3 separate regions of the Homo sapiens genome follow, and all the other regions are linked to region 1. The links are chromatin contacts, found by Hi-C or POLR2A ChIA-PET in ENCODE. All regions are on one chromosome and are shown on one strand. Each heading gives the region's core, a stretch centred on a gene start or an enhancer-like site at or near the end of the contact. The rest is flanking DNA. Distances are from core to core; before and after follow the strand shown.

The links. A loop is a pair of places that touch in the nucleus more often than their neighbours do. ChIA-PET counts read pairs that join two places held with the same protein, here RNA polymerase II (POLR2A). Pooled maps may share reads with other maps.
Region 2: a pooled map shows a loop between it and region 1 (10-fold over the local background). The contact joins the promoter of PSMA7 here to the promoter of TCFL5 in region 1. A Hi-C loop is called at or near these places in 1 of 37 single-sample maps with no recorded cell type and 9 of 50 pooled maps. POLR2A ChIA-PET finds 5 or more read pairs at or near these places in 2 of 52 experiments (AG04450 and PC-3).
Region 3: a loop to region 1 is called in a pooled map, with 6 times the contacts of the local background. The contact joins the promoter of MTG2 here to the promoter of TCFL5 in region 1. A Hi-C loop is called at or near these places in 4 of 50 pooled maps.

The regions. Positions count from the first base shown.
Region 1 is chr20:62,860,128-62,863,406 of GRCh38, forward strand. It overlaps TCFL5 (transcription factor like 5), which reads right to left and starts at 1,695. Exons shown (of 6, transcript NM_006602.4): 1 at 897-1,695; 2 at 1-181. The coding sequence starts at 1,543. It overlaps LOC105372717 (a long non-coding RNA gene), which reads left to right and starts at 1,308. Exons shown (of 4, transcript XR_936989.4): 1 at 1,308-1,414. RefSeq lists silencers at 1,114-1,263, 1,764-1,953, 2,004-2,103 and an enhancer at 1,488-2,142.
Region 2 is chr20:62,141,621-62,144,899 of GRCh38, forward strand. It overlaps PSMA7 (proteasome 20S subunit alpha 7), which reads right to left and starts at 1,774. Exons shown (of 7, transcript NM_002792.4): 1 at 1,588-1,774. The coding sequence starts at 1,683. It overlaps SS18L1 (SS18L1 subunit of BAF chromatin remodeling complex), which reads left to right and starts at 2,149. Exons shown (of 11, transcript NM_198935.3): 1 at 2,149-2,269. The coding sequence starts at 2,201. RefSeq lists silencers at 976-1,615, 1,656-2,365, 2,486-2,545, 2,576-2,625.
Region 3 is chr20:62,181,497-62,184,775 of GRCh38, forward strand. MTG2 (mitochondrial ribosome associated GTPase 2) reads left to right here and starts at 1,532. Exons shown (of 7, transcript NM_015666.4): 1 at 1,532-1,561. It overlaps SS18L1 (SS18L1 subunit of BAF chromatin remodeling complex), which reads left to right. Exons shown (of 11, transcript NM_198935.3): 11 at 1-1,018. RefSeq lists silencers at 1,161-1,350, 1,390-1,574, 1,581-1,750.

The DNA of each region.
Region 1 (3,279 bases), core at 445-2,944:
TGTCTGTGAAAGATTAGAATTTCCACTAGTAGAGCAAGCATTTGTAGTAAACAGTGGGTATGTAAATTGCAAAGCAGTAGTTGTAGCCGCAGTTTTATTTTTCACTAATGCTGTACATTTGTTTTGTTGCTGAAGAGGAACATTCATTAGTTCAGATGGATGTCGAATGAGAGTTACCAAACTGCCAAGACAAAAGAAAGCCCAGAAGTGTCAGCAATACGTGGCAGACAAGCATCCACCATCCCACTCCCATGGCTCTGGCTAGTTTTTCCAGACAGCAACCCAACTCTCATCCTGGAAATCTCTACACAACAATTAGCAACTATCGCTGCTGTGGAAGTCCTCCTCTTCCTATGGAGGAAAAGCAAAACTGCGCCACCTCCCTGCTCTCATCACATCCTGACACCAATCTCACTTTTGCCATCCTCCAGTGTGACCACGATGGGCAACTACAGGCTGGGATGAGCAGAAAACTGCGGACGCAGCCCCTTCCACAGCCATCCCTGAGGGTCGCCAAGGGGGCGGCTGCAGGCTGGAGCCTCATTTTAGAGCTCAAAGCCTGCAAACCCCCGTCGGGCCTTCCTAGGCTTCCCTGACATCCAAGAGTGCCACCCGGAGCACATGGTTCCCAGGAATTCTGCGCGCTCGGCCCCACTCCAGGCGGGGCCACTGAGGGAGGGGGTGTTTAGTTTCTGGAAGTACCTGCTCCCCGGGGCCCGCACAGCGCACACAGCCTTTCGGGGCGGCCCCAGACCCGGTGAGGTCCGCGCCCTGTGCCGCCGGGAGGGCAGGCTGGGGGCGTGCACAGCGAGGGCCCCCTTTGCCTCCGCCCCGGCCCCGGCCCCGGCCTCGGCCTCCACCCGGGCCCCGCCAGCCCCCGGCCGCCGGGCACGCACTTGTTGAGCGCCCCGCCCGGCTCGGGGGGCTCGGGGCCGCGCGGCGCGGGCGGCGGCTCGGCGGGGATGCTGTTGAAGCGGTCCTCCAGGCGGACGCGCACGGCCGGCTTGGCCCGGGCCTCGGGCGCGCCGTCGGGTCCAGCCGCAGCCGCAGCCGCGCCCGCGCCCTCCTTGGCGGCGCCGTCGGCCCGGGCCCTCGCTCCGTCCCCGCCGCCCGACGTCTTCTCCGCCGCGCCCGCCTCGCTTAGCAGCATCATGCGCAGCTCCTGGAAGTCGATGTGGCCCAGGCAGGGCGCGTCGGCCGCCAGCGCGGACGGGCACAGCACGGGGTACACGGGCGCCGCGCCCCCCTGACCGCCCGCCGCGAAGCCGCCCGCGCCTGCGCCCGGGCCCGCCGCCGCCAGCAGCGCCGAGTTGAGGCGCGTCTCGAGCTCGCCGTCAGCCGCCGCCTCCATGTGCGAGCAGAGGATGTGCTGCAGCTGCGTGTACTCCACCTCCGTCATCTCCACCAGGCTCAGGTCGGTGGTCGTGAAGCTCAGCCCCGGCTCGCCCAGCGCCGCGTCCCCGCCGCCCGCGCCCTCGACGGCCGCCTCGCCGCCTGCCGCGCCTGCCTCCGGCGGCGGCTCCCGCGGTCCGGGGCCCGACATGGCGGCGCGGCGCGGCCCAACGGCGGCGAGGGCGACGCGGGCGGCGGGCGGCGGGAGGCGGGAGGCGGGAGGCGGGAGGCGACCCCCGGCCCGAGCACTACTCTGCGCCGGCCACAGCCGGCGCGCCGTTGGGGGAGGGAAAACCGCTGAGTGCCGCGCACAGCGCCTGCGCCGCCCCGCCCCGCAACGGCAACCCCACCCCTGCGCCAGCCCCGCCCCCTCCGTTACCCGCCGCCGCCGGCCCCGCCCCCGCCCAACCGCCCGCACGCCCGGCCCCGCCCCACGTCGGCGGATGCTTGCGCGGAGGGCCCGCCCCCACGGCCCAGCCACGCCCCCACAGCTAGGCCACGCCCCCAGCTCAGGCCACGCCCGGTTCCCAGCCACGCCCCTGCTGCCCGGCCACTCCCCGCTGAGGCCCGGCGAGGGCGGCTGCGCTGGAATCAGCGTGATACCTACGCGGTGACACCCTGGGGAGAAGCCACGTCCGTGCGTGCACGTGCGCCCCATTACAGCGGCAGGAATGAAGACGTTGTCAAAACAGCTCCCTGGACCCACAGTCCACAGTGCCCAGGCCATCCGCTTCATCCGCGTAAAATGCGCAGCGCATGGCCGGGTTCTGTGGCTCATGCCTGTAATCCCAGTACTTTGGGAGGCCGAGGCAGGTGGATCAGGAGGTCAGGAGATCGAGACCAGCCTGGCCAACATGGTGAAACCCCGTCTCTACTAAAAATACAAAAATTAGCTGGACGTGGTAGTGCGTGCCTGTAATCCCAGCTACTCGGGAGGCTGAGGCAGGAGAATCGCTTGAACCCGGGAGGCGGAGGTTGCAGTGAGTCGAGATCTTGCCACTGCACTCCAGCCTGGGCAACAGAGCCAGACTTCATCTCAAAAAAAAAAAAAAAATGCACAGCGCGACGGTGGTGGTACATTCCCAGCGCTGGGCCCGCCTCCACCGCTGCATTCACCACCGGTCTCCTGTAGCAGTCAGCACACTGCCCCTCCCCCGCCTGCAGCCACTAATCTTCTGTGTCCAGGAGTTTGCCTAGGCTGGGCCTTCCCTGTTAAGGGAACTATGCAATATGTGGTCTTTAAGAGACTTATTTTTGCAATCTTGAAATAATTCCTGTACTTAACCTCTCACCCACATTCCCATCTCACTCAGTGGTTGTCTGTTCTCTGTCTAGGCATTAGGACACTTAAAGGCCTGTGACTTGCACATCGTCTTCTAAGCCGGGTCTGAATCTTTCGCTCATTTCATCACAGTTTAGACACAGACCAATATATTACAATGATTCAACGATGGGCTATGAAAGCTCAGCCATGCAAATCTAAACTCACACATGTATACATGAAAATAATATATCAGTTTTGGGCAAAACATCAGGTTTCAGAAAACACTACCAAGGAGGAAAGCAAGGACTTAAAACTCTCAAGGACATGGCAACAGAAGTCGTCTAACGTAAAACAGAGAGGGAAGGCTAAGAGAGTGAGCAGAGCATCAGTGAGCTGTGGGGCCGCTTCAAGCAGTGTGATTTGAAGTCCCCTGGGGGTGGAAGGATGGGGAGAAAGACATTTTAAGAAGTAATGATTGCCAGGTGAGGTGGCTCACGCCTGTAATCCCAGCACTTTGGGAGGCCGAGGCGGGCAGATCCCTTGAGGTCAGGAGTTCGAGATCAGCTTGGCCAACATGATGAAATCTCGTGTCTACTAAAAATATAAAAAATTAGCCAGGTGTG
Region 2 (3,279 bases), core at 524-3,023, 720 kb before region 1:
CTGGAAGCCTGAGACTTTCACTCAAGTCTGGTGTTCTGAAGGCAGTGTTTCTGTAGTTGTGAAATTATATTGAGCCACAATGCACTGTTTCCTGCACTGTGACATACTCATGTGACAGCCATGAGAAGGGGCCTGATTTGCCGTCAGTGGACAAGGTGTCAAGTGTTATCCCAAACTGTTTATGGCTGATGCTGGAGAAGGATATGGCTGTTATTAAAAGCATGAACAATCACTGACAGTCAACCCGAGTCAAGCCAGAAACAAAGGGAACCATCATTGGGATAAACAGCGCCTCCTGGTTTAGAGCAGGGCTTCTCCAGCTCAGCACTGTGAGCACCTGGGCAGGGGGATCTCCCTGTGCCTGCCGCCCTGAGCACGGGTGGGATATTGAGCAGCGTCCCTGGCCTCTACCCTCCAAATGCCAAGAGCACCTCTGCAAGGTCTTACCACTGGAAAAGTCTCCACACACTGCCAGTGGCTCCGTGTGGGCCCAAAACCATCCCTGGCTGAGAAGTATTGATCTGAAGTGTTTGGGTTTTCTGGGAGCTTTCTCAGGTACTGACTCACTTGACCTTCGACTGACTCGAGGCCCAGAGAAGCTATATGGGTTCGTTAAAGCCAGCGGCGGCCAGCTGGCGGGGGTGGCAGTATTGGGGTGGGTACAGGGGTCAGCCGACTCCTAGTCCTCTTTAAGCTGAGTTAGATCACCTGATGAATACTGGGCCTTCATTTCAAAACAAAGATTCAGAAAATGAAAACAAATCAAAATTTACAGAACCGTGTGTGCTGCTTTCTCTGCCTGCTCAAACCTCTGAATACCAGATGATAAAAGAATAACGATCTCACAGACTGACCAATTAAACTGACACGTCTTGATGGTACGAATTTAAGTTTCAAACAATGTCACTAAGGTCAATGTACACGAGCCCTCGTCAAAACGAAACGGCCGCGTCCAAACCAGTCCTGACCCGGGCGGCTGCAGCCCGGCCCCGGGAAGGCTCCTCCCGGCAGAGTGCGGAGACCTGGGAGGCGCCCGCCACCGGCCAGGCCAGCGAGCCGCTTTGTTCTCGAAGCCCACCTGGGCCTAGAGAATAAGTGTTGCCCCGGAGCGGGTGGGGGTCCCCATAAGGGGGGTTTGAGTAGTTCGCTCCCCAGCCACCCGGCTGCGTGAACAGCCCCCCAGCGAGCGCACGGCCTACCCCCCGCGCTCCGCGGCCCAGAGCGGCCCTCGCCCGGCCTCTGCTCGCCGGGGCGGCGGCGCGACCCACGCGCCCGGCCGGGGCCAGGGGTGCTCAAGATGGCGTCGTCACGGCCCCCGTGCCCGGGGCCCCACGCGAGGCCGGGCCCCAAGCGAGGCGCTGAGTGGGGAGAACGAGCGCTCGCGGCTCACGCCAAACGCCGCCTCTGCAGGCACTCGTGGAGACCGGCAGCGGGGCCCGCGCTCAGCTACAGCCCTGACCGCCCGCGCCGCTGCCCCGCGCACGCCCGCGGGCGCCCACAGCGCCGCGCCCGGCCCCGGCCCTCTCTGGGCTCCCCAGCCCCACTTCCGCCCGCGTCCCCGGCCCCGCGCAGGCCCCGCCGCCTCACCGCGGTCGAGCCCTTCTTGACGGCCTCCTGCGCGTACTCCACTTGGAAGAGGTGGCCGTCGGGCGAGAAGACGGTGATGGCGCGGTCGTAGCTCATGCCGGCGGGCGGCGGCCGGGCTCCTTCCGCCGCGACTCTCAAAAGCGCACACTCACGGCCCGCGCGCACCCGCGACTCCCGGCGCCACTACGCCCGCGCCCCACCCTCGGCGCCGTGTCCTGCGCTGCCGGCGACGGGCGGCGTCAGGCGGCGACGGGCAGCGTCAGGCGGCGTCGGGCGGACGTGATGGCGCGCGCCGGGGCGGGGTCAGGCCGAACCACCGGTGGCCGGGGGTGGGAGGCGGTGCTCCGGCGAGGGCCGGGCGCTGGGTGCGAGGGGGTCGCCGGGGGCCACCGTTCGGCACTGGGCCGCAGACCGTTCTGCAGGGCGGAGCGGCGGCGCCGCGGGCCCGGAGGCGCGGCGACGGCGACGGGGCGGACGAGCCCACGACGCGGCGCCCCCCGCGCTCCCGCCCCCTTCCCCCCCTCCGCGACTGCGGATAATGAGCGCCTCGGGCCGCCCAGCGCAGCCGGAGTATCCACCTCGATGACCACGGGCTGAGCCCCGCGCCGCCACCATGTCCGTGGCCTTCGCGTCTGCCCGGCCAAGAGGCAAAGGGGAGGTTACGCAGCAAACCATCCAGAAGGTGGGCCGGGCCGGAGCGGCGGCGCTGGGCGGCGGGTCTGCGGGCGGGCGCGCGCGGGGACGGGGCGCGGGCAGCTGGCGGGCGCGGGGCGCGAACAAAGCCGGGGCGCAGCCGGGCGGCCGCGAGCCCCGACGGCGGCCCCGTGCCCTTCCCCGCGTCCCACGCCTGCGCGCCGGCGGGCACCCGGCCGTGTGGGGGGCGGTCCCCGGAGAGCCTGCGCCAACTTTGTTGGGGCGCGCGGGTCCCTCGGGCCGGGGCACTGGGCGGTGGGGGCCGGGCGGACGCTGGAGGCTGCCGGCCCCCGAGCGCGCTGTCCCCCGAGTCCGCGGCGCGCGCTGGGAACTGTCCTGGGCTATGCCGGGCGCACGGGGACCCCTCGGGGCCGGAGCCGCGGCGAGGGCTTGTCGCGCTCCGCAGCCAGCTTCGGTGGCGACGGCGGGCGGTACTCGTTTTCTGCGCTCATTTTGGTTAGTGGTGAGGGGCCCGGGTCGGCCTCCGGGCGCACTTGCGACCGCGGGGACTGTGGCCGGGGCTGCCCCTCTTGCTCCTGGAGCGAGGCGCGAACGATGGAGGCACGGAAGGACGCGTCCCGATCCCCATTTGCGGGGCATCGTTACGCAGCCCGGCCCCGTAGGGAGCGCACCGCCCCCTCCGTATCCTCGCGGCTACGCCGGGTTTCAGCGTGACACCCTCGCCAGCCGCCTCGCCTAACAAACTTGACGGATTTGCTCCACAACCTTTCTTCTAGCTCCGTAAGTTCGGCCTTGTGGTTTTCAAGAGACAGCGTTTATGTGGGTTTGGGACACCGTTATCCAAAGCCCTAAGTTTTGAAATTGAGACTTTGTATTTTCTGCTGTTTTTTCTGTAGAAGACAGATTCGGAAGAAAATCAGCATTAGCCATACCCGTTTCAGTTGTCACAACATCTGTTGGAATGACATTGGTTTTTTTTCCTAAACTCTGACTCCGTCTTCACCCTGGTGGGATTGCAGGGATAAACAGTGGTATTCC
Region 3 (3,279 bases), core at 282-2,781, 680 kb before region 1:
GCTGTATTAATAATACTTTCTGAAAGAAAAGGACACTTACCCCAAAACTTCAATCTGAAATGTCTTACATTAAGAATATCTTGAATGTTGTGTATATATTTTAAAAAGCACTTTGCAAAATAGTTTGTACATTTATTTCCTAATTTATACATGATTTTTGGTGTTAATATATTTAATGATTAATAACAGAATGTTTATTTAATGTGCTGTCCATTTTTATGTAATATTATGGGGAAAGTGATGCCAGCAGTTCCTTTTCATTATTCTATCTTCTGTCATATGAATGTTGAGCAAAGCTTAGGCCAACATGAATTGTTTGTGAAGTGTGGTTGATGGTGCTTTGTTTTTTTCTGACTACTTCTATGGAAGGCCAGTGAAGAAGCAAAGGAAGACATGAAAATTGACGCTCATTCTTCTTCCTATTGTTCCCTGACATCCAGCAAATTGTGAATTTGAAAAATGATGGCCAGTTTTCAGAAGTGCTGACAAATTCATATTGGTATGCAAAAGCTCATCACCCATTAAGGTTTGTTGTTGAATCAACAGTACTCAGCATATTAAAACAGTACATCAGAACTCATGCCAACAGTCTTTATGATGGGATTAAGGTGGACAAGATCTCCTAAGATCTGTGAATGGGATTAAGGTGGACAAGATCTCCTAAGATCTGAAAAGAAACCTTAATACGCTCATATGGTTGGAGTGTTAAGTGAACCTCTGATTTTGTCAGGGTTTTTCTACGTGTAGGCGTGAATAGGGGGCACCCCTTCAAAACTGTACAAAGAAGACGACTGTTTTCCATTTCCATTTAAACATTTTTAGCCACTTCATTTCTATTTATTGAACAGGTCAAATTTGTCTTGTTATTTGTGAGTACAGTACATTTAAAAAACATCCTTATCGGTTATTTTTTTTTCAGTCGGAGTTTGACGTATAAATTGTTTATGCTTTTGGTGTAATCTCTTAATAAACTGGTTCTTCAAAAATCATCCTATAAAGTGAGTTTTCATGAAGTTAACGGGATTTTGGTGTGATGTGTTTTGCAAATACTTATTACCGAGACCAGGTAGATCGTCACCTCGGCTCCCGGGCAGAGTTCGCGTGCGTCCGCACCGGATTCCCCGCGGCGGCAAGGCGAAGCCAGGGTAAGGGCGGTGGGGACGGCGCCCCGGGGCTGCCCTGCGGTCCCCACTGCCTGCTCTGCGTTGCCCCGTAGCCTCCTCGGGCAACGGCGGTGTCCTCGTCAGACCCGGGAGGTTCCGCAAACGCCGGAGGGGTCAGAGAAGCTGGGGGACCTTGGGCACCGGGTGGAACGGGCGGGGCGGCTGTCCTTGTGCTCGGGCAGCGAGGGCGCCGGCGAGAAGCGCGGCTGCAGCTGAGCGCTCCGCATCCCTCCTGCCGTTGCTCCTGCTTCCGCTACCAGGGACAAGGTCGCCTCTCGGTCCGTCGGCGTGTTTTCTGCACCTGCGCACTGGGCAAGCCTTGGGCTTCCGGAGCCAAAAGGCCCCGGAAGTGGTCGGCCGCTTGCGACGCTCCGGAAGTGACGTGCTTTCCCGAGCCGGTGAGTGCGGGAGCGGGGAGCGGGGAGCGTGGGCCTGGGGGGTGGTCGCGGCCCGGGCGCAAGGAGGGGCCTCGGCTTGGGCCGCGGGGTACCGGGGCGCTGGGAGCGGGAGAGGCCCCGGCCTAGGAGCTGAGAGGCCTGGAGGGCTGCCGGGCTGCGAACCCCGGCGGGACCGAGCGCTGCGGCCCTGGAGTAGCGAGCGCTCGGGCGGTGGGGAGCGGCGCCTTGCTCCCCGGTCCTGCCCCACTCTCTCCGCAGAACCGCGTTTTGGGGTCAGAAGTCTTGTCAGCCACCCCGGTGGTGCTCTGTCACGGGATGGGTGCCGTGTGTGAGTTCCGAGTCAAGTTGTTAGGAATTTGCCTTGATCCAGCGCTCTAAGTATTAAACATTTTAAAGTGATTATTGGCAGTATACAGTTGCACAAAACAACATAAATATATACACATTTGGATGATAAAACAACAATAAAGTTTTGTATTGTAAACGCGCCTCAGGGAGACGCATTTCCAGATAATTCACTGTCCGTGGCTGGCTTCTGCCCAGTGAGAGCGGGTTACCCGTTCTATTCCCATTTACGTTCTCGTAGCTGTGGATACCGAGGAACGGCGTTCACACAGACCTGTAGGTGGGAATTAGAGGGGTTGTTGGGCAGTGTCACTAGAGAAATACCTTTCTTTTGTAAAGGGGAGGACCCATTATAAAAGGGGGACGGGAAAGGAGAATTCAAATTGTTTTAAACGCAGGTTCGTCCTCAGGCAGTTCTGTTTTAGCAGAGAGAACGTAGCGAAACTTGGGCAGAAAATGGATTCCTTTGAAATTATCCTGGCCTTAGTCCCTTGGGAAGTCTGTGTAGGCGAACCTCAGTGAGAAGATTCCTGCCGTAAAATGCAGGTGTCAGCAGCATGCCAGGGAGGCCAGAGGATACTATGTGACTTTGGGCAAGTGACTGAACCTCTGTGAGTCTCAGCCTCCACTGCTTTAGATGGGCATAAAAAATGTAAAGTCAAGAATCAGGTTTCCGCTGGGCGCGGTGGCTCACGCCTGTAATCCCAGAACTTTGGGAGGCCAAGGCGGGCAGATCACGAGGTCAGGAGTTAAAGACCAGCCTGGCCAACATGGTGAAACCCCATCTCTACTAAAAATACAAAAAAGTAGCCGGGCGTGGTGGCAGGCGCCTGTAATCCCAGCTACTGGGGAGGCTGAGGCAGGAGAATCGCTTGAACCTGGGAGGTGGAGGTTGCAGTGAGCCGAGACCGCACCACTCTGCTCCAGCCTAGGCAACAGAGCGAGACTCTGTCTCAAAAACATACCCAAAAAAAAAAAATCAGGTTTCATGCTCACAGGAGGATTTGAGGAGGGTTTATAAAGGGACCGTTTGCAAAGGCAGAGTGCAGGTTAATGACAGTTGGTCCTTTAGCCTGGAACTGGTGGCAGTGGAGTTTCTACTCCTGGACTCCAAAGGATCAGGGAAGGCAGCAGTGATCGGGACAGGGAGAAGAGTCACTGGGGAGGGCTTCTTGGACTGGAGGTGTGAGCCTCAGTCTGAGTGGGCAGGGAGGTCCATGTCCCGGCCTCCTGCTCCTGCCTCCAGTCTCTGGTAGAGGGCCAGGTCCCAGTAGGTTTTCCTATGGGGCAAGCTCAGGCTCCTGACACACAGCACAGGGCAGGGTGGAAAGCTGGTCTGGAAAAGCAAATGGAAGATAGCTCGGCATGCAGTA